2 separate regions of the Homo sapiens genome follow, and region 1 is linked to region 2. Evidence: chromatin loops called from intact Hi-C (ENCODE). Cell type or tissue: HepG2. All regions are shown on one strand. Links, peaks and the distances in the headings refer to the core of each region. The heading gives the core; the rest is flanking DNA. Region 1 overlaps ANO7 (anoctamin 7). Region 2 overlaps SNED1 (sushi, nidogen and EGF like domains 1).

Region 1 (10,567 bases), core at 2,884-6,883, 130 kb before region 2:
GCCCCTGCCCTAGCTGCTGTGTGTTCAGTTGCCTTCTTTCTACCTCAGCCGGCGTGGAGTGGTCTCTGTGCAGTTAGTGCCACCCCACACACCCGTCTCTTGATTGAGATGTTTCTGGTGGTTATGGGTTTCCCGTGGAGCTGGGGGTGGGCGCCGTGTACCTAAGCTGGAGGCTGGCGCTCTCCCTCAGCACAGGTGGGTCAGTGGCCAGCAGGCCCATCTGGAGTGGGAGTGGGCACTTCCACCCCGCCCACAGGCCATCCGGCTGTGCAGGCCAGCCCCTAGGAGCAGGTCCCGGGTGACTGGCAGTTTTCACGGTCTAGGGCCGAGACGATGGCATGGGGCCTAGAGCATGAGGTAGAGCAGAATGCAGACCACGCCGCTGGATGCCGAGAGACCCTGCTCTCCGAGGGAGGCATCTGTGTCATGCTGTGAGGGCTGAGGACGGGGCCCTAGTCTCTGGTTTTCTGGTCTTAACATCCTTATCTGTGTCCGCCACGGAGGTGACTGAGCTGCTAGCGAGTTGTCCTGTCCCAGGTACTTGAGTTTTGGAAAAGCTGACTCACGCCCATCCATCTCACAGCCCTTCCCTGGGGACAGTCGCTTCCGCCTTGACACCTCACTCTCAGTTGAATAACTCAAGCTTGGTCATCTTCAGACTCGAATTCTTGAGTAGACCCAGACGGCTTAGCCCAAGTCTAGTTGCAGCTGCCTCGGCAAGTCCCCATTTGCTCAGGCAGCCCTGAATGGGCCTGTTTACAGGAATGGTAAATTGGGATTGGAAGGAATATAGCTTCCAGCTTCATAGGCTAGGGTGACCACGGCTTAGGAAACAGGGAAAGAAAGCAAGGCCCTTTTCCTGCCTTTCCCGGGATCTGTCTACTCCACCTCCACGGGGGAGGCCAGTGGGGAAGGGCTGTCACCTCTTCCCCATCTGCATGAGTTCTGGAACTCTGTCCTGTTGGCTGCTTGCTTCCAGCTCCCCCCAATCTCCATCGCAGCGGGTTCCTCCTGTCTTTTCTACAGTGTCATAAAACATCCTGCCCCTACCCTCTCCCAAAGGTCAATTTTAATTCTCACCAAGTTTTGCACATCTCTGTATGTCGCTTGATGTCTTAGACGCGAGCCCTTTCCTAAACTGTTCAGCGCTCTCTTTTCCTTTGGGTGGTTGTTGCAAGGGTGATGACATGACTGTCCCCAGGCCTGTCTCCCTGAAGCGTCTGTGCTGTCAGGACAGCCCTGGGCAGAGATGAGGCAGGGGTGAGGCGTGCGTGTGCTTTTCCTCCTTGTTGGATGTCTTCCATATCATCTGTTTCCATAGCTACAATCCATCCCTTGGCCTTAACTTTGGAATTTGGAGATTATATGCAAACATGTGTAAAGGCTCATGAATATGGATGACACTGGAATTTTATAAATTCTAAAATAAAACCCGAAACCAGATGTAGCATGCTGGGACTCATTTTGTCACGCTGCCGCCTGTGTGTTCTCTTTCTCGTCACCCTGGAGTGGTGACTGGCATCTGTGGGTAGTTCGTCTTTGGTGTGATTTTCTCAGCAGTTCTCAACACTGTGTTCAACGGCCCCTCGGGAGCCACACTGAGGGAGACCCAGGTGTGGTCATGGCAAGAGGGTGGCTGCCTGTCCCTGTCCTCTGGCTGCCAGACAGTCAGCAGTTGCCCTGCAGCCCTCATTGAGGGTGGACAACCGTCCTTGTGGAGCAGCACCTGCCACTCCCTTTTAGGACTCTGCCAGCCTCAGTGGCATTCCTGGCACCCTGGACCCGGCCTGTGAGTTATGACGAGCTGAGTTGGGTGGTGGGGGGTGCGGGCGGAGGCCTCGGCTGGAGGAGGAGGAGGGAGGGGCGTTGAGTGGGAGGAGCCACCCCAGTCACCTGAGTGGCAGGAGATAACGGGAAGAGTCAAGAGGGAATAGGTGTTCCTGCTGCTGACTGGGCTGGTCCCCACCTGGGAAGACGGGTATGGCAGTTCCTCTTAAAGCCAAACATGTTGGCCGGGTACGGTGGCTCACGCCTGTAATCCCAGCACTTTGGGAAGCCGAGGTGGGCGGATCACGAGGTCAGGAGATCAAGACCATCCTGGCTAACACGGTGAAACCCCGTCTCTATTAAAAATGCAAAAAATTAGCTGGGTGTGGTGGCGGGCGCCTGTAGTCCCAGCTACTCGGGAGGCTGAGGCAGGAGAATGGCGTGAACCCGGGAGGCAGAGCTTGCAGTGAGCCGAGATCGTACCACTGCACTCCAGCCTGGGTGACAGAGCGAGACTCCATCTCAAAAAAAAAAAAATGCCGAACATGTTTATCCCTGACCCAGCAGTTCTGTTGGGCCCTAAATATGCAACCCACAGCAAAGCACACAACTGCAAAATGACCCTAAGCCAAACACGAAGCAGCCCAGCAGCCAGGAGGGGCTGAGATGGATGCTCGGCACGGATGGAGCTCGCGCAATGTCCCACGGCAGACGCCAAATGCAAAGTCCCCAGTTCCATCTCTGCTTGGTGGCTAAGGTGGTGGCTACTCTGGATGGGAAAGGGTCACAGGCAGGGTAGGGCGCATGTGGGCATCAGGGCCCTGGATGGGAGAGGGTCACAGGGTAGGGCGCACGTGGGCATCGGGGAGCTTCCACGTCGGGTGATGTGGAACTTGCCTTTTACCCACGTGCTGGTTACAACAGTTTGTTCACCTGGAAGCCTGTATGAACTGAGCATTTTCGTACGTTTCAATAAATTCACCTTAAAACTTTGGAGTTTAAGACAGCAACAATAAAAAGCAACCAGCTGGAAGGAAGTACACGTGGGTTTGTAGTAAGCATTGTGCTGAGCGAAAGCACACGTGGAATGGCTGAGCTCCCCATCTGTGTAAAGTTTCCAAGGTTCCCGCCCCGGGCCGTGTGTGCTGTCCGCCATGCTCCGGCCGGTGGTGTCCAGCCCCAGGGCGCTGTGAGCCTGCATCCCTGCCGGAAGAGCCCTTCCATGGAGGCAGGGCACAGTGCTCCTAAGAGGCAGGTGAACAAGTAGCAAATCCTCAAGAAATGCTACAAGCAAGCACGCCGCCCTCAGGCCAGGCATCACGGTGGGTGAAATAGAACGCAGGCGAGGATGTTCAGAAAGAGGCCTTTTCTGTGGAGTAAGTTTGGCAGTACTCATCAAAGCACATTAAAACCACATATTCTTTTTGTGTGTGTGTGTTCCCGAGACGGAGTCTTGCTCTGTCGCCCAGGCTGTAGTGCAGTGTTGAGATCTCAGCTCACTACAACCTCCGCCTCCCGGGTTCAAACGATTCTCCTGCCTCAGCCTCCCAAATAGCTGGGATTACAGATGCCCGCCACCACACCCAGAATAATTTTTGCATTTTTAGTAAAGACAGGGTTTCACCATGTTGGACAGGCTAGTCCCGAACTCCTGACCTTGTAATCCTCCTGCCTCAGCCTCCCAAAGTCCTGGGATTACAGGTGTGAGCCACCACGCTCAGCTAAAAACCACATATTCTTTTTGACACTTAAGTTCCACTTGTAGAACTCCAAGGACATCAATACAGATGAGCACAGATCCATTTTTTAGCAAGCAGACGGCCACACTGGGATTGCTGCGGGGTAGCAAGTTAGCCAGGGGAAGCTTCATGTGGCTCCCCAGCACAGGGCAGAACTGCACGTCACATTATGATCCAGCGTGGAAAACAATTATGTATGAACACAAACTTCTGGGGGAAGAGCCACCAGATGTTACAGGTATACACGTTTCCTCCTCTCATCCCAAAACCTCCCCCATTTGGGTGCTTGCTGGGTACTAGGCCCCAAGGAACAGAGGTAAAAACAGCAAGAGGGGCCCTGGGCCAGGGGCCAGGAGCTGGGAGAGGGAGGGAAGTTGGGCAAGGATCAAAAGGACACATGTAATTGCTGCAGAATGCAAGTAAAGCGGCACTGTCAGAGGCTGCCTGTAGTGGCTAGGGGGAAAGCAGAGCCTGATTCAAGAAACAGAAGAATCCAGAGGACCCAGATAACTGGGAATGGAGGGAGGGGTTCAACAGACCTTTGCTGTGGCCTGGGACACAGAGCTGCAGGGTCCGAGAGCTGGGGCATGTGGGTGATGTCCCTGCGCAAACAGGGCAGGAAGGGGCGGGTGGGTCCAGAGGACACGAGGGAGAACGGCCCTGCGCTCTGAAACATTCGAAGGTCACCAGGTGTAAGAGGAGAGGGCGATGTGGCCAGGGGCGGCGAGGACCACAAAGCCCACCTGCCTGAGGAGAACTGTCGTGTCCAGGGGCCTGGGGAGGCCACCGAGGGACAGGGTCCCTTGGGTGCAGGGGCCCCTTGGGCTTATGTCTGGGAGCAGGAAACAAAGAGGGCCTTGTGAGCTGACGGTCCCTCCCTGCCGGGGATGGAGTGACAGGCGCTCTGAGGAGAGAAGCCGGCGCTGGGGGGAAGCAGGCAATGTGCCCAGAGATGAGGCACAACAGCAGCCAGCGGTTCACACAGCCGCTGCCTGAGGGAAGAGGAAAAGGACGCTGCTCGCAGGGCTCAGGAGGGGCCACTCCCCTAAGGACCACCAGATGTCCTTCCAGGCGTCACTGCTGCAGCTGGCTGGCCTTGGGAACCGTGAAGGGTGTCCAGTGGGAGCTGAGCTGGGGAGAGGGTTGGGGGCAGGGACAAGTCAGACTAGGGCCAGGAGCAGGCCATGGCCACGAGGCACAGTGGGCGGCTGGGCAGGGCCCTGTGACCTCAGGGAGTGCACGGGGCAGGGGCCTGGCTGCTCCCAGACTTGCCTCTGAGCCCTCGGGCTGCTCATCCTTTGTTCCGTTCGTTCCAAAAAGAACCTGTCCCCAAAAAAGGGCAGCAAGAGGAAGAGGGATGTGACTCAGTGTCCGGAGGTAGAGCAGCCACTGACAAGGATAGGGAGAGGGCTGGGGGGAGGGCCGAGACTGGGCTGTACAGTTCACCTCATTCTCAGCCAGTGCCTGCTTAGCCAGGTAGTACTCCCGCTTCACTTTGATCTCCACAGACTCTGGGATGTCAGGCACCAGGAGGTCCAGGAGGCGGCCAACGGAGAAAACCACATGCTGGGAGCAGAGGAAGGCACTCACGCCCACCCAAACGCCCAGAGTGGCCTTCACAGGGCCAGGCAGGCCGGGGCTCCGGCACCTGCTCCCAGCTGTGGGTGGAGTCAGAAAGCAGCTGTGCAGGAAAAGGAACCCCAGAAGGGGCAGAGGCCACCCCAGCTTTCGTGGCCCTGGGGCTCCTGTGGAGACACCCACAATGTCCACACCACAACCCAGGGATGAGGCCAGGCAGGGAAAACGCAGGTGCAGAGAAGAGCTCTGATTTGACCAAGATGACACAGCAGGAAGTGACGGCACCGACCCCTCACCACGTGCTCGAATTAGGCAAAGCACAGGGTCGGGGCCTCATGCCATGGATGGGAGAACCAGCAGGTGCCTCGGCTACCTCAAACACAATGACGAAGGCCAGGCGGATGGCAAGAAGATTCCAGTAGGTCTGGGAATAATGTCCATCGTCATCCCGGAAAGCCCGATACCTGCAGCAGACACAGGACTCAGTGCGCGCAGCCAGGGCTGAGTGTTGGCTGGGCAGGTGCCTCTGGAATTAGCCTATCTCCCCTTTTTCCACCATTTCGCTCTCTCATCCCATGTTCCTGGCCTGGCTCTTCATCGAGGGTGCCTGAAATGGGAATTCTTCCCAAACAGGATACTCTGACAATACCTTTAACTGGTGGGTTCCAAAGGTGGATGTGCTGGGTTGTCCCCCATTGGGCTAAACTGGACCCTCCCCACCCCCCAGGTGGCAGATGCTTTATTTTCTAGTAGATGTGACAGTCCAGTACGTCTGTGCTTCTACGGATGACTTCAGTCTACTTACACGGTGAAAATCCGCCGATTGCTGACCTCTGTGAGATCAGCAGTTCACCTGCTCAGAGACTGTCCCTGTCCAGCAGAGCCCTCCCTCCCTATCATAAGCTACATTCAGCTTCACTTGCTATTTCAGACTTTGACATCTTCCTGTGTCTCTGTCCCATGGTAAAGATGTGACATTCCATTTTCTAATATAAAGTTACATGTTGCACTCCATGAAAACTATTACCAGGGTCAACTTTGTAGGAAAATAAAAAAAACAAAAAACCAAATATTGCAAGTTAAAAATATAGCCATTGGAAAAAAAATCCCTCAAATGAATGGAATAAACTTTTAAGTGGCCAGACACAGCAGAAGAGAGACTGGGGACTGGGAGACAGTGACGACGAGACCACCCTGCGGCAACACAGAGAGCACACTTGGGGGGAAGCAGGCCACAGCCCAGTGGGAGTTCCAGACGACAATGGACAAGCAGAGAAGCACTGCTGGAAGGAGTAAGATGGAGACATTTCCAGAACTAAACAAAGACGTAACTCTTTCAGCCGGGCGCGGTGGCTCATGCCTGTAATCCCAGCACTTTATTTATTTATTTATTTATTTATTTATTTATTTATTTATGAGACAGAGTCTCGCTCTGTTGCCCAGGCTGGAGTGCAGTGGCGTGATCTTCGCTTACTGCAACCTCCGCCTCCTGGGTTCAAGCGATTCTCCTGCCTCAGCCTCCTGAGTAGCTGGGACTACAGGCCCGTGCCACAATGCCCAGCTAATTTTTTGTATTTTTAGTCAAGACGGGGTTTCACCGTGTTAGCCAGGATGGTCTCAATCTTCTGACTTTGTGATCCACCGGCCTCGGCCTCCCACAGTGCTGGGAATACAGGCATGAGCCCCCGCGCCCGGCCATCCCAGTGCTTTAGAAGGCTGAGACAGGTGGATCACTTGAGGTCAGGAGTTCGAAACTAGCCTGGCCAACATGGTGAAACCTCCGTCTCTACTAAAAATATAAAAGAGTAGCTGGGCATGGTGGCAGGCACCTGTAATCCCAGCTACTCAGGAGGCTGAGGCAGGAGAATCGCTTGAACCTGGGAGGTGGAGGTTGCAGTGAGCCAAAATCATGCCACTGCACTCCAGCCTTGGCGACAAGAGGAAAACTCCATCTCAAAAGAAAAAAAAGAAATAATCCCTTCCCTAGGCCAAGTGCAGTGGCTCAACACTTTGGGAGGCTGAAGTGGGCAGATACCTGAGGTTCGGAGTTTGAGACCAGCCTGGCCAACATGGTGAAACCTTTGTCTCTACTAAAAATACAAAAAAAAAAAAATCATCTGGGTGTGGTAGCGCACGCCTGTAATCCCAGCTACTTGGCAGGCTGATGCACAAGAACCCAGGAGGCGGGGGTTGCAGTGAGCCCAGATCACACCACTGTACTCCAGCCTGGGTGACAGAGCAAGACTCTGTCCCAAAGAAAAAAGAGAATAGGACGGGCGTGAAAGGTGGCTCAGGCCTGTAATCCCAGCACTTTGGGAGGCCGAGGCAGGCGGATCACCTGAGGTCAGGAGTTCAAGACCAGCTTTGCCCACATGGTGAAACCTCATCTCTACTAAATATACAAAAATTAGCTGGGCATGGTGGTGGGCGCCTGTAATCCCAGCTACTTGTGAGGCTGAGGCAGGAGAATCGCTTGAACCCGGGAGGCGGAGGTTGCGTGCAGTGAGCCAAGATCGCGCCATTGCACTCCAGCCTGGGCAACAGAGCAAGACTCCGTCTCAAAAAAATAATAATAAAATAAAATAAATAAAAAAATAAAAATATCATTTTCTTTGATTTGTTTCACCAGCAGGCATCTGTAAAGGTAGTGCTTTTTTCTTTTTTTCTTTTTTTTTTCCTGAGACAGCGTCTCATTCTGTTGCCCAGGCTGGAGTGCAGTGGCGCCATCTCGGCTCACTGCAACCTCCGCCTCCCGAGTTGAAATGATCCTCCTGCCCCAGCCTCCAGAGCAGCTGAGATTACAGGCGTGAACTGCCACAGCCAGGTTTTGTTTGTTGTTCTTGTTTTTCTGAGACGGAGCCTTGCTCTGTTGCCCAGGCTGGAGTGCAGTGGCACAATCTCGGCTCACTGAAAGCTCTGCCTCCTGGATTCACGCCATTCTCCCGCCTCAGCCTCCCGAGTAGCTGGGACTACAGGCGTCCAGCACCACGCCCAGCTAATTTTTGTATTTTTAGTAGAGATGGGGTTTCACGGTGTTAACCAGGATGGTCTTGGCCTCCCAAAGTGCTGGGAACATAGGCATGAGCCACTGTGTGCAGCCTTTTTTTGTATTTTTAACAGGGATGGAGTTTCACCATGTTGGTCAGGCTGGTCTCGAACTCCTGACCTCAAATGATCCACCTGCCTCGGCCTCCCAAAGTGCTGGGATTATAAGCATGAGGTACCATGCCCAGCCAGAAAAATTCTTAAATGCTATGAATGCTTCCAATCAGAAAAGCCAAGTCACAAAAGAATAATATTTCCAAAGAACTGAGAGAAAATAACTCGACCTATACTTTTATATCCGCTATTTGAAGGACAAAAATGCATGGCAATATTATCATACATATGCGTGATACATATTTCTATGCATACATATGTGTATGCATTTCTGCATGTGAAGACCCCACTAACCACATACCTTTACTGAAAGAATTACTAAAGGATATACTTCAGCAAGAAAAAAAAGACTCGGAGAAGGCAATACATAAGAAATTACTGTAACCACAGAAGTTAACAAAATACACAAATAAATTTGATGAACAGATGACTGAAAATGTTTTTTCATGTGTGTTTTTAACAGTAAAACTAAAACTCCATGTAACAATAATAAGATGGAGAGATTGCTGCTTACTAGGTGGTAAGGCATGTGAAGATCCTAGTCATACACAGAGAGAGGAAACAAAACTGAGTTCATTCAGGCTTTGTTAGGATAATATATAGTTTAGAACGTGTGCTAGCCGGGTGTGGTGGCTTGTGCCTGTAATCCCAGTGCTTTGGGAGGCCAGGGCATTGCTTGAGGCCAGGAGTTTGAGACTAGCCTGAGTAACATAACATAGTAAGACCCCATCTCTTTAAAGAAAAAAAAAAAAAAAAAAAGCCAGGCCTGGTGGCACACGCCTGTAGTTCTGGCTTCTCGGGAAGCTGAGGTGGGAGGATTGCTTGAGCCCAGGAAGTCTAGGGTGCAGTGAGCTATAATTGTGGCAGTGCATTCTAGAATGGGATACAGAGCAAGACCCAGTCTCTAAAAAAAAAGAAAAAAGAAAAGAATGTATGCTAAACATATGAGTAACCCCTAAAATAATAGAAATATATGCCATCGGTTCCAAATAAGCAAAAGAATAATAATAAAAAAAACAACCAGAACACTTTTACCCATCCACCAGAAGTCAGGAGAGGAGGAATAAAAAAGATAAAGAATAAAAGGAAAAAGTAAGTATCCATTATGAAGAGATCACAAGTATGAATTCGTACACAACTAAAAAGCTCAAAATACATAGAGCAAAAGCAAAACCTGAGAGAGACCGATATGAAAAGACTGATAACCCTATGGTTTCGTAATTTTACTGCTGAGATTTGCTCCAACATTAGGAGACTATGATGCTTTTCAAGTTTATTGAAACACATGCAAAACTTCATTGTAACCAGATCACAAAGGAAGTCTCCACAACTGCGGGTGAAGTACATCTACCTGCTCTGCAGGTTCTATTATGGTATGAGGCCACCACTTCTCCTGTTGTCCTTCCCAGTTTCTCCCCAACCTCCCCTTTTCCCTAGTTTATAAGACAGGAGAAAAGGAAGAAAGCAAAAAGCTGGAAAGAAACAGAAGATAAATAGCTAGATGACCTTGGCGCCACCACCTGGCCCTGGCGGTTAAAATAACAATAATATTAACCCCTGACCAAAACTACTGGTGTTATGTGTGAATTCCAGACGCTGTATGAGAAAGCACCGTAAAACTTTTTGTACCGTTAGCTGATGTATGTAGCCCACAGTCACGTTCCTCACGCTTACTTGATCTATTATGACTCTTTCACGTAGACCCTTAGAGTTGTAAGCCCTTCAAAGGGCTAAGAATTTCTTTTTCGGCGAGCTCCGCTCTGAAGACACGAGTCTGCCGACGCCCCCGGCCGAATAAAAAAACCTCTTCCTTCTTTAATCCGGTGTCTGAGGAGTTCTGTCTGCGACTCGTCCTGCTACACTATGACCAACTAGCAATTCACCTAGAATCCACGATTTGCCCTCCAGCCCCGCAAAGCTCCGTCCCTTACCGCGGGGAACCTCCCCCCAGCCCCTGCCCACGGCGCCCCCAGCTCCCCCCCTCCCCCGGCCTTGCCCGGCGGCGCCCGCCCCTCCCGGCTCCCCACCGCCGCACCCCCACCCCACCCGAGCCCCGCTCCGCCTCGTCCTCGTGCGCCCGCGGCCCCCTCCACCTGGCGCGGGGCTCACCTGCACGTGCGGTTGTGCGCGGCGGCGAAGGAGGACGGGGCTCGCGCCAGCGTGAAGTTGAGGAAGCCGCGCAGGTCGTGGGCGCGGGTCCACCGGTAGTAGGCGCGCGGCAGGAAGTCGGACGAGAAGGCCAGGAGGAAGGCCTGGGCGCCGGAGGGGTCAGCGCGAGGCGGCCCCCGCTCCGCCCCTGCGCGCCCCCGCTCCGCCCCTGCGCG
Region 2 (8,118 bases), core at 3,947-7,946:
GCGCTCCAGTTACCTGCAAAAGCTTGGGCTTGGAGAAGGTACAAGAAGTTGCAGATTTTGGCTGGGTGCGGTGGCTCATGCCTGTAATCCCAGATCTTTGGGAGGCCGAGGCAGGCAGATCACTTGAGGTCAGGGGTTCAAGATCAGCCTGGCCAACATGGTGAAACCCTGACTCAACTAAAAATAGAAAAATTAGCTGGGCTTGGTGGCACGCACCTGTAATTCCAGCTACTTGGGAGGCTGAGGCATGAAAATCGCTTGAACCCAGGAGGCGGAGGTTGCAGTGAGCTGAGATGGCGCCACTGCACTCCAGCCTGGGTGACAGCAAGGCTGTCTCAAAAAAAAAAAAAAAGATTTTATATAGTGTGACAGGAGCCAGAGGTGGGGAAAGAGCAGCCTAAGGTGAGATGGATTAGGGGAGGTTTCTGAGTATGTCAGTGTTCCTGGAGAGGACTGTATAATTTGGCTTGGAGGTGAGGAATAGGAGTGGCTTTCTGTGCAGAATACATTTTGAGAGGGAAGGAGGAGGAGTTAAGACTAGAAGAAAAAATTGAGTGCCAGGGCAGAGACTCTTGTCTGCCTTGTTCACCGTGGGATCTTCAGCACCTAGTGCAGTGGTGGGCATATGGTATGTGTTCAGTGGGTTGATGCTGATAATGTGATGTTGATAAATATGTGTACATATAGCATTTGATGTTTAAATCAACATGAAATGGTCTTAGTGCTCTGTCTCTGTGATGTGATGTCAAACCAACATCTCTTGTAAAGACTTAGATTCTAGTCGAGTGTTTAGATTTACTCTGGAACATGAGAGATCTGGCCAGGTTCCTGGGATACTCGTGGAGTGGCCTTCCCTTCTATTTATCCCCCACTCCTGCCCCCAACAATATTCACATCTCAAGGATGCTCAAAGTTCCTTGAATCTCTTTAAGGGCCTTCTGGAGGAGTTGGGGGTCTCCAAGGACCCTTACCCACTTTGACCAGAGGAGTTCCACTATTATTTCTTTGCATTATTGACTCTTCCTGGTAAGATGTTTTTTGAGGCAGTGGTAGAAGGTTTAGGATCCACCATTTCACAGCATCTCTACAGGCCTCCTTCTCTAGAAGATAAGAAAAAGGTAGCCTTGTATATTTTTCTTAACAGATTCTTACAGTGTAATCTAAAAGTCTAAATATATTATGTGTGGTGGTGATTAATTAGCAAACTCAGCACAGCCTTAAGAAATGAAGATAAACCTAAACTGAAATTCCTCACATATTAAGATAATCACTAACTCAAATGTTAGGAAAATTTTAATTAACAGTTTAAATAGTTGACTTTAAGTTTCCCATTACTGAATTTTGCTCAGCTATCCCTAGGAAGGCCTGGAATAGTCCCAGTTTACACCAGTTAGTGCGGTTTTAATAGGGCCTCTTTCACTCAAGGTGCCCTGGCTTGGAGAAGATATATGGTGACCCTGGTAACCAGGACGTCAGCATTGGTGTTGTGTGTCCTCATGATTACTATTATTGTTATTACTGTTATGATGACGATGGTGATGGAACTCCTTTTCATTGAGTTCAGCTTGAGAATGTTAGTTGTGAATGCTTCAATGACTATTTTATTATAGAAGGAAACATCAACCCAAACCAGCAATATGGAGGAAACTACTCTCCCATATTACTCTCTGATCTTTCCAGTAAATGCCTGGGAAATTCTTTTCCAAGTGAGGAGGGCAAGAGGAGACCCAAAATACAAAGTTGGCACCTTTCAGGTGGGAGGCCAGAATAAAGCAGGAATATAGGGAGGGAAGGATGGTGAGTCTGAGGAGTGTCAGGAAGTCAGTGGGGAGATGTATCATTTCCATGGTGCTTCTGGGAAGATAGATCTGAAATTGCCACTTGCTCTGTGGAAGGAGAGGATCCTTGTTTGTTTTTAAATGTGGACTTAAATTGGGTGCAGCTAGCTCCTTGAGTTTCTGGAGTATCCTGAAATTATATGCTTGCCTTTTTTGAATGTTCTGCAGGGAAATTAAAGAGGGTGCTTTACTGTTGCCCTGAAATTTTCACCATGCGCCAGCAGGACATTAACGACACTGTCAGGCTTCTCAAGGAGAAGTGCCTTTTCACGGTACAGCAAGTCACCAAGATTTTGCACAGTTGCCCCTCTGTTCTTCGAGAGGACCTGGGTCAACTGGAATACAAGTTTCAGGTGAGAATGACTGATAGCGTGATTAGCGTAGTTTCAGGTGAGAATGACTGGTAATGGGATTAGCGTAGTTTCAGGTGAGAATGACTGGTACCGTGATTAGTGTAGTAACAGCAAGTTTCTCAGGTTTTTCAAATGTAGTGAAGGTCAGTTATATGGATAAGAAGCCTCGGACACCTCATATTTGAGTGGAGGAAGTGAAAGACTAGATTCTCTGCATACATCAGCCAAAGAGAAATCTTTAATTTCTTTACTACAGATCAAACCTATTCTTCAACTTTTCTGCCATTAATAATGAATGATCCAGTCCTATTCTTAGAGTCTAAGTGGGGACTCTGAAATAGCTAATTTTAAAATAGCTGAAACCTTCCTGTCCTTAGAATCTATTTTGCATGTTGATTTTGAAAATGTAATTTTAACAGTTGTCCGATTTTTTGGTAATAATTATGACAACTTAGGTCGAATTTCTAGATGTTTTCTGAATGTTTTGCCTATTCTTTCCATATTCATCCTTTTCCTTCCCCATTTAAAGAAAAATACCACCTCTTCCTTCTGCCCCTTCTCCCTCCTGCCCCTTTTCCCTCCCACCCCTTTATTTCCTGCTCCATGTTTCTCAGGATGAATTTGAAAGTGTTTTGAAACTGCTGGCTGTCACACAAATGTCAGTATCCTAGACTGGGTATTCGCTGTTGTCAATTAGGCAATTCTTTTTGAATCCTTTTGTACAACTTAAGTTTTTATGGTTTATAGAATGATAGGTTTCAATACTCTGTATCTGGGACTCCTAAGTGTGTTTGTGTCTTCCAGTATGCATACTTCAGGATGGGAATTAAGCATCCAGACATTGTAAAGAGTGAGTACTTGCAGTATTCACTAACCAAGATTAAGCAGAGACACATTTACCTGGAGCGCCTGGGACGGTACCAAACCCCTGATAAGAAGGGGCAGACACAGATCCCTAACCCATTGCTCAAGGACATTCTCAGAGTTTCAGAAGCTGAGTTTTTGGCCAGGACAGCCTGTACTTCTGTTGAGGAGTTTCAAGTTTTTAAGAAGCTCCTGGCTCGGGAGGAGGAGGAGTCTGAGAGCAGCACATCTGATGACAAAAGGGCAAGTCTGGATGAGGATGAGGATGACGATGATGAGGAGGACAATGATGAGGATGACAATGATGAGGATGACGATGATGAGGACGACGACGAGGCGGAGGACAATGATGAGGATGAGGACGACGACGAGGAGGAATAGCTGTGATGGAAGGACTAGAGCGAAAGGGCCCAGAGATATCAAGGAAGCTTTTCATTCTCTTAAAGCTTTTGGGTCCTTTACTTGAATCTTCTCAAGTTATTTTTTATTCTAAAACTGGTCTCTTGATGAAAAAAATTATAAGTCACCTGAGAGGCAGACAGATCAAACCAAACAGGAAACAGGAAATGCATGTTTGATCTGTTGTCACGTGTCTGTGGGGAGGGCCCTGTCCCATCCTGAATAAGATACTTATGTTGAGCTATTCACATCAAGGGGACTCAATATATCAACAATTGGTTTTATTTTTTTCTCTTTTGAATATGTTGGTGATAATTCCGTGACAGTTGGAAGATGGGGTTCATTCTTCCGGTTCAGGAATCACTATGTATTTCCTTCTTGTGATAAAAATAAAATTACGAGAAGGCAATGTGAGGTTTTAGTACATCATAGCACTTTATTTTATGAAAACATGTAGCAGATTTTCCACAAAAATGCTTATTTTTAATCCAAAAGTATATTGCTTCATAATGGTATTCAGTGCACAGCAGAGTAAAAGAAGTTAATTCATGATGTACTGGTTAATTTTGCATGGCTTCTTAAGGCCAGCAAAATGCTGGCAGTTTTCTTTATCTTTGTGAAGAACAGGCCCTTCCTGTTTGGGGAAGTTGGCTTTTATGTCAGCTCTTGGCCAGTGGTCACTTCCAAGCCTGGTGTCTCCGGCCCTGTAGTCTGTAGTGCCAGACTGTGCTGGCCTGGAGAGTGCTGGGGCAGGTGGAGGCCAGGGAATGGTCCCATACAGTTATCTCCCCTGCCCTGGTTACAGACAGCTTCGAGAACCAGAGGAGAAGAGCATAGGGTCATGGAGCAGGTGGGCTGAAGCCAGGGCCACAGGGAGCAATCCGTGACCCCCCAAGGTGGGTGTGGGGGGGGGGGGGGGCGTGTCACCTTAGGGAACTCAATGAGTCCGAAGAACAATTTGAAATGTTGGGAAAAGAGAAGAGGAATTTGATGTCAGCCGGGGTGATCCCTGAGATAGAGGCCTGTCTCTGATGGCATGAGCTCTAAGAGGGTCCTGGAGGATTGGTACATCCTAGAACATTCCAGTTAGCCCTCTTTTAGGGGAAACTGGCATAGGATTGATGCAGAAGGCATTTTTGATGATGGGACCAAAATTCAAGTCTCCTTGGTAGCATTCTAGGATCAACTAGATCCTAGGATCTGGTAGATTGTAGGATTCTAGTGGGTAGAGGCCAGGGGTGCTGTGAAACATCCTGCAGTGCACAGGATGGTCCCACAAGAGAGGATGATCCGGCCCAGAATGTCAGTGCTGAGCCTGAGAAACTCATCTAAGGCCTGGTCCACAACAGTAATGTGACTGTTCACTCGTGACAACTTCAGATGGTAAATGGACTTAGGATCGTATTATTTTATTTAAAAGAAAAATAAGGAGCTGGTTTTTCAGCCGGGTTCCTTTCCCCTATGCACTGGAATACCCCTGGTAGGTGTGAGCTGCATGCAATTGTGGGGATTCAGCACTGAAATCTAGGTGCTTTTGTTTTCTCCAGCAGCCTCGTCTTACAGCGTGACTGCAAAGAAAAAGACTTTTGTTTTGCAAAAGAAAAGCAGCTCGGTGACTCCGTCCACATCGCCACAGTTGAGTCAGATGGCAGTGGCAGTCCTTTGCCAGTGGAAGGAGTTCCTGCTAAGGGGAGGTGCAGGAGGTGAGCTGATACCTGAGTGGGGCCCTTGCCTGTTGGGTTCTCTACTGGAGGACAGTGGGCACAGCAAAGATTCCCTTACTTGTACCTGGCAGCCCACACGCAATGGGGAAAAGGGAGAGTTTGTCTTTATTGCCTTGCTTGGCCATAGGCAAAACTGTTTGGAAATGAGACATTTCACTGTGCCAGTGTTTTCATTTTCTCTTCCATTGTGGCATCCCGGTCACTGCCACCCTCCCTAGAACCTAGGCTGTTGTTGTACCCAGTCGGAGGACTAAGTAGAATCCTCAGTCTGCACTTGGTTAGATGATCAGTCCATCCCGGTTTCATTAGCAGATGGGTAATTCAGCAACTCAGGATTGCTTCTTTCATTTTGATACAGAAATCTTTATGCTCCTGACAGTTTTCTGATTCTATTATTACTAATTTCCTTGGGTGGACTTTGAGTATTTTCAAGGAAGCCATTTGAGTTTTTAAAAGAAGCCACATGGGAAAAGCTGTGGTGGCCTCTTTGGAATGTTTCAAGAACGAACTGTAATTCCTGAGCACCAGGAAGTCTTTTTACTTGATATTTAATGTGGAAAACATCCCAATGGGCAAGTCCTGTGACAGCACTTGGGACTCAGGAGCCAGTTCTTGTTGACACAAGGCTTCTAAGCTAACACTGGAGCATATTAGCATTTGCTGTGTGGCACCAAGCTTGGGACTCAGGAGCCAGTTCTTGTTGACACAAGGCTTCTAAGCTAACACTGGAGCATATTAGCATTTGCTGTGTGGCACCAAGCTTGGGACTCAGGAGCCAGTTCTTGTTGACACAAGGCTTCTAAGCTAACACTGGAGCATATTAGCATTTGCTGTGTGGCTGAGGGGCTTGAGGTCCTAGTAGGGAGTAGAAAGTTTCCTAGTAGGATTCACCTACTTTTCCAGTGATATCACTCGATCTTAGCATCTGCTAGTAATGCTGTAGCTTACATGGACAAACAGTGACAGGTCCCAGGGCGGCAGGAAGTCCGCAGTACGCGTTTGTGAACGTGGTTTCTCTCAGTTCACCCAGTGACCCTTCGCTGAGCTCGAGACCCTTCATTGAGCTCCACCTTCTGCTCTCAAGTGGGTCTGGAGCCTGGGGAACAGCTCGGGAGTACAGGTGAAACTTCGCGAATTGCCTGTTCCTTCTTTCTGAAAATGACAAATTGCAGAATACACAGACACATGCACATGAAATTTTAATAAAGATAAAAAGCCTAAAATATACTCTAACTCTTCAAAAAACATTTTTATGAAAGAGGAAAGGAAGGAGGCCCTCTTTGTGGCTGGAATGCTGGCTCTGAGCAGAGTCAGGGTGACGCGGCAGGGCGCTGGCTTTCCAGCTGGGTCAGCGGTCGTGAGGCTCAACACGAGAGGAGGTGGGGTGGCTGCTTTGGTTGTAACATTAGCAGGGGGAAGACAGCTGCTTAGAAGCATGGTGGGAAGCAGATGTGGTGAAGTGCCGTACTGTTCTGCTTACAAAGATGGGGATGTCTAAGATCGTGTTTACTACCTGATAGCCTAAAACAGTATCACTTGAGTCATGGACTAAAAGGAACCTTAAACATTGTCCAGCCCAGCCCAGGTGTCCATCTCTGTTGCACTGAGACTTGTAAGGCGTCCTTGCTGCTTCGTGGCAGTGTGCCTTAGCTTTCCAAGCAGGGGTCTGAATAGCTTTTTCCATGAAAATTCAGGGGTCTTTCTTTGATACCCTTGTGACTTGTCATTCAGGGGATGGCTTCCACTGTTTAAGGCTGAAGCCTAGGTGATCTCATAGAACAGGGTTCACCAAATAAGGCCCATGGGCCAATTTGGCCACCACCTGTTATTGTAAATAAGTTTTTATTGGAACATAGCCGCAGCCATTCAATGACATGCCTGTGGCTGTGTCTGCGCTACTGTAGCCACAGGGACCTCTGGTCTGCAAAGCTGAAAACGTTTACCGTCTGACCCTTGATAGAGAAAGGCTGCCAGTCGCGCCGTTGTCTAAAAAAGTCTGAACTCCACCTTAGTGTTAACTAGTCCATAGGATGGCTCGTCGACCTGCACGAGCGTCATAAACACGCTGGAGGACCAGAGCAGGGGCGGCTGTGTCTGCAACCCGGCTTTCCTTCTGACATCACCTGGTCTCTGCCCTTCAGCCCCTGCCCCCGTCTCTGTTTTGGAAGTGGTCCATCACAGTTCCTTCTCAATTTGTTGGGCCTCGAAGGGAGAATTCTTTCTCTGGCTTTGGAGTCTAAGAACAGGTTTCTGCATACTGCAGAAGCGTGGCTGACTGACAGCCTCACTGATTCCGGGGAATGGCGAGCTGTCATCTCATCCGCAGAGACACAGACTACACCTTCAGGAACTGCAGCTTGGGTGAGGGCACAGGCTGCTTAAACGCATCGCAGGACTCACAGGTGGTTGGTCCCAGAGGGGTCTCTCAGGGTGGGCTGGTGTGTGCACAGGCCTGGCCATCTGTCCTCTAGAGGCCTGAGGAGAGAGGTCACAGAGGGGACTGACTCCAGCTAGGACCTTTTCTCAGGGTGTCCTTTTTCATCCAGTTTTTAGACCTCATCTTCCTGGGTGTTAGAAACTCGTGAGGTTGGTGGAGTGTAACAAGAACGTCTTAAATCCTTTGAAGAAAAAACAAAGTGAAGCATGAGGAGAATGACAGGCATTCCCACTCCTCTTTAAATGGGCTGCTTCCTGCTTCTCTTAGTGGCCCTCAGGGCCTCTGTCACCCAGAGGACCCCACGTTCTTAGAGCACCAGGATTCTACCATATGGCAGTGCACACGGGGAGGACCCCGCGTTCTTAGAGCACCAGGATTCTACCATATGGCAGTGCACACGGGGAGGGGCAGCCTCCACCGACTACATCCCCATCTTTAGGAACATGTGGGCTCAGCATTGCAACTTTTAAATGTGAAATCACAGCCTGTTCCTCTTCCCTGCC

What was found. A loop is a pair of places that touch in the nucleus more often than their neighbours do. Peaks named below come from ENCODE experiments on the same cell type or tissue, not always from the same donor. Only the 100,000 strongest peaks of a DNase experiment are listed, where the experiment ranks them.
Region 1: a loop joins it to region 2, with 3 times the contacts of the local background. A loop is called at or near these places in 25 of 110 quality-filtered maps.

Annotation. Positions count from the first base shown.
Region 1 is chr2:241,218,167-241,228,733 of GRCh38, reverse strand. ANO7 (anoctamin 7) reads right to left here. Exons shown (of 25, transcript NM_001370694.2): 21 at 10,353-10,495; 22 at 5,458-5,548; 23 at 4,953-5,072; 24 at 4,779-4,829; 25 at 2,758-4,637. The coding sequence ends at 4,581. HDLBP (high density lipoprotein binding protein) reads left to right here. Exons shown (of 28, transcript NM_005336.6): 28 at 1-1,443. LOC105376810 (a long non-coding RNA gene) reads right to left here and starts at 2,055. Exons shown (of 2, transcript XR_001739176.3): 1 at 1,967-2,055; 2 at 1-1,842. RefSeq lists enhancers at 3,754-4,714, 4,836-5,005, 9,698-9,797 and a cis regulatory region at 4,920. In HepG2, for the core only: a CTCF peak has its summit at 4,566; DNase peaks (open chromatin) are centred at 3,993, 4,393 and 4,963; H3K4me3 peaks cover 769 bases.
Region 2 is chr2:241,091,316-241,099,433 of GRCh38, reverse strand. SNED1 (sushi, nidogen and EGF like domains 1) reads right to left here. Exons shown (of 32, transcript NM_001080437.3): 32 at 3,866-7,796. It overlaps MTERF4 (mitochondrial transcription termination factor 4), which reads left to right. Exons shown (of 4, transcript NM_182501.4): 2 at 1-38; 3 at 2,007-2,191; 4 at 2,996-3,863. The coding sequence ends at 3,436. Among named protein-coding and RNA genes, the nearest start is that of MTERF4, 6.9 kb to the left of the region's middle. In HepG2, for the core only: no CTCF peak of the experiment used is centred there; DNase peaks (open chromatin) are centred at 5,728, 6,067 and 6,558; H3K4me3 peaks cover 508 bases.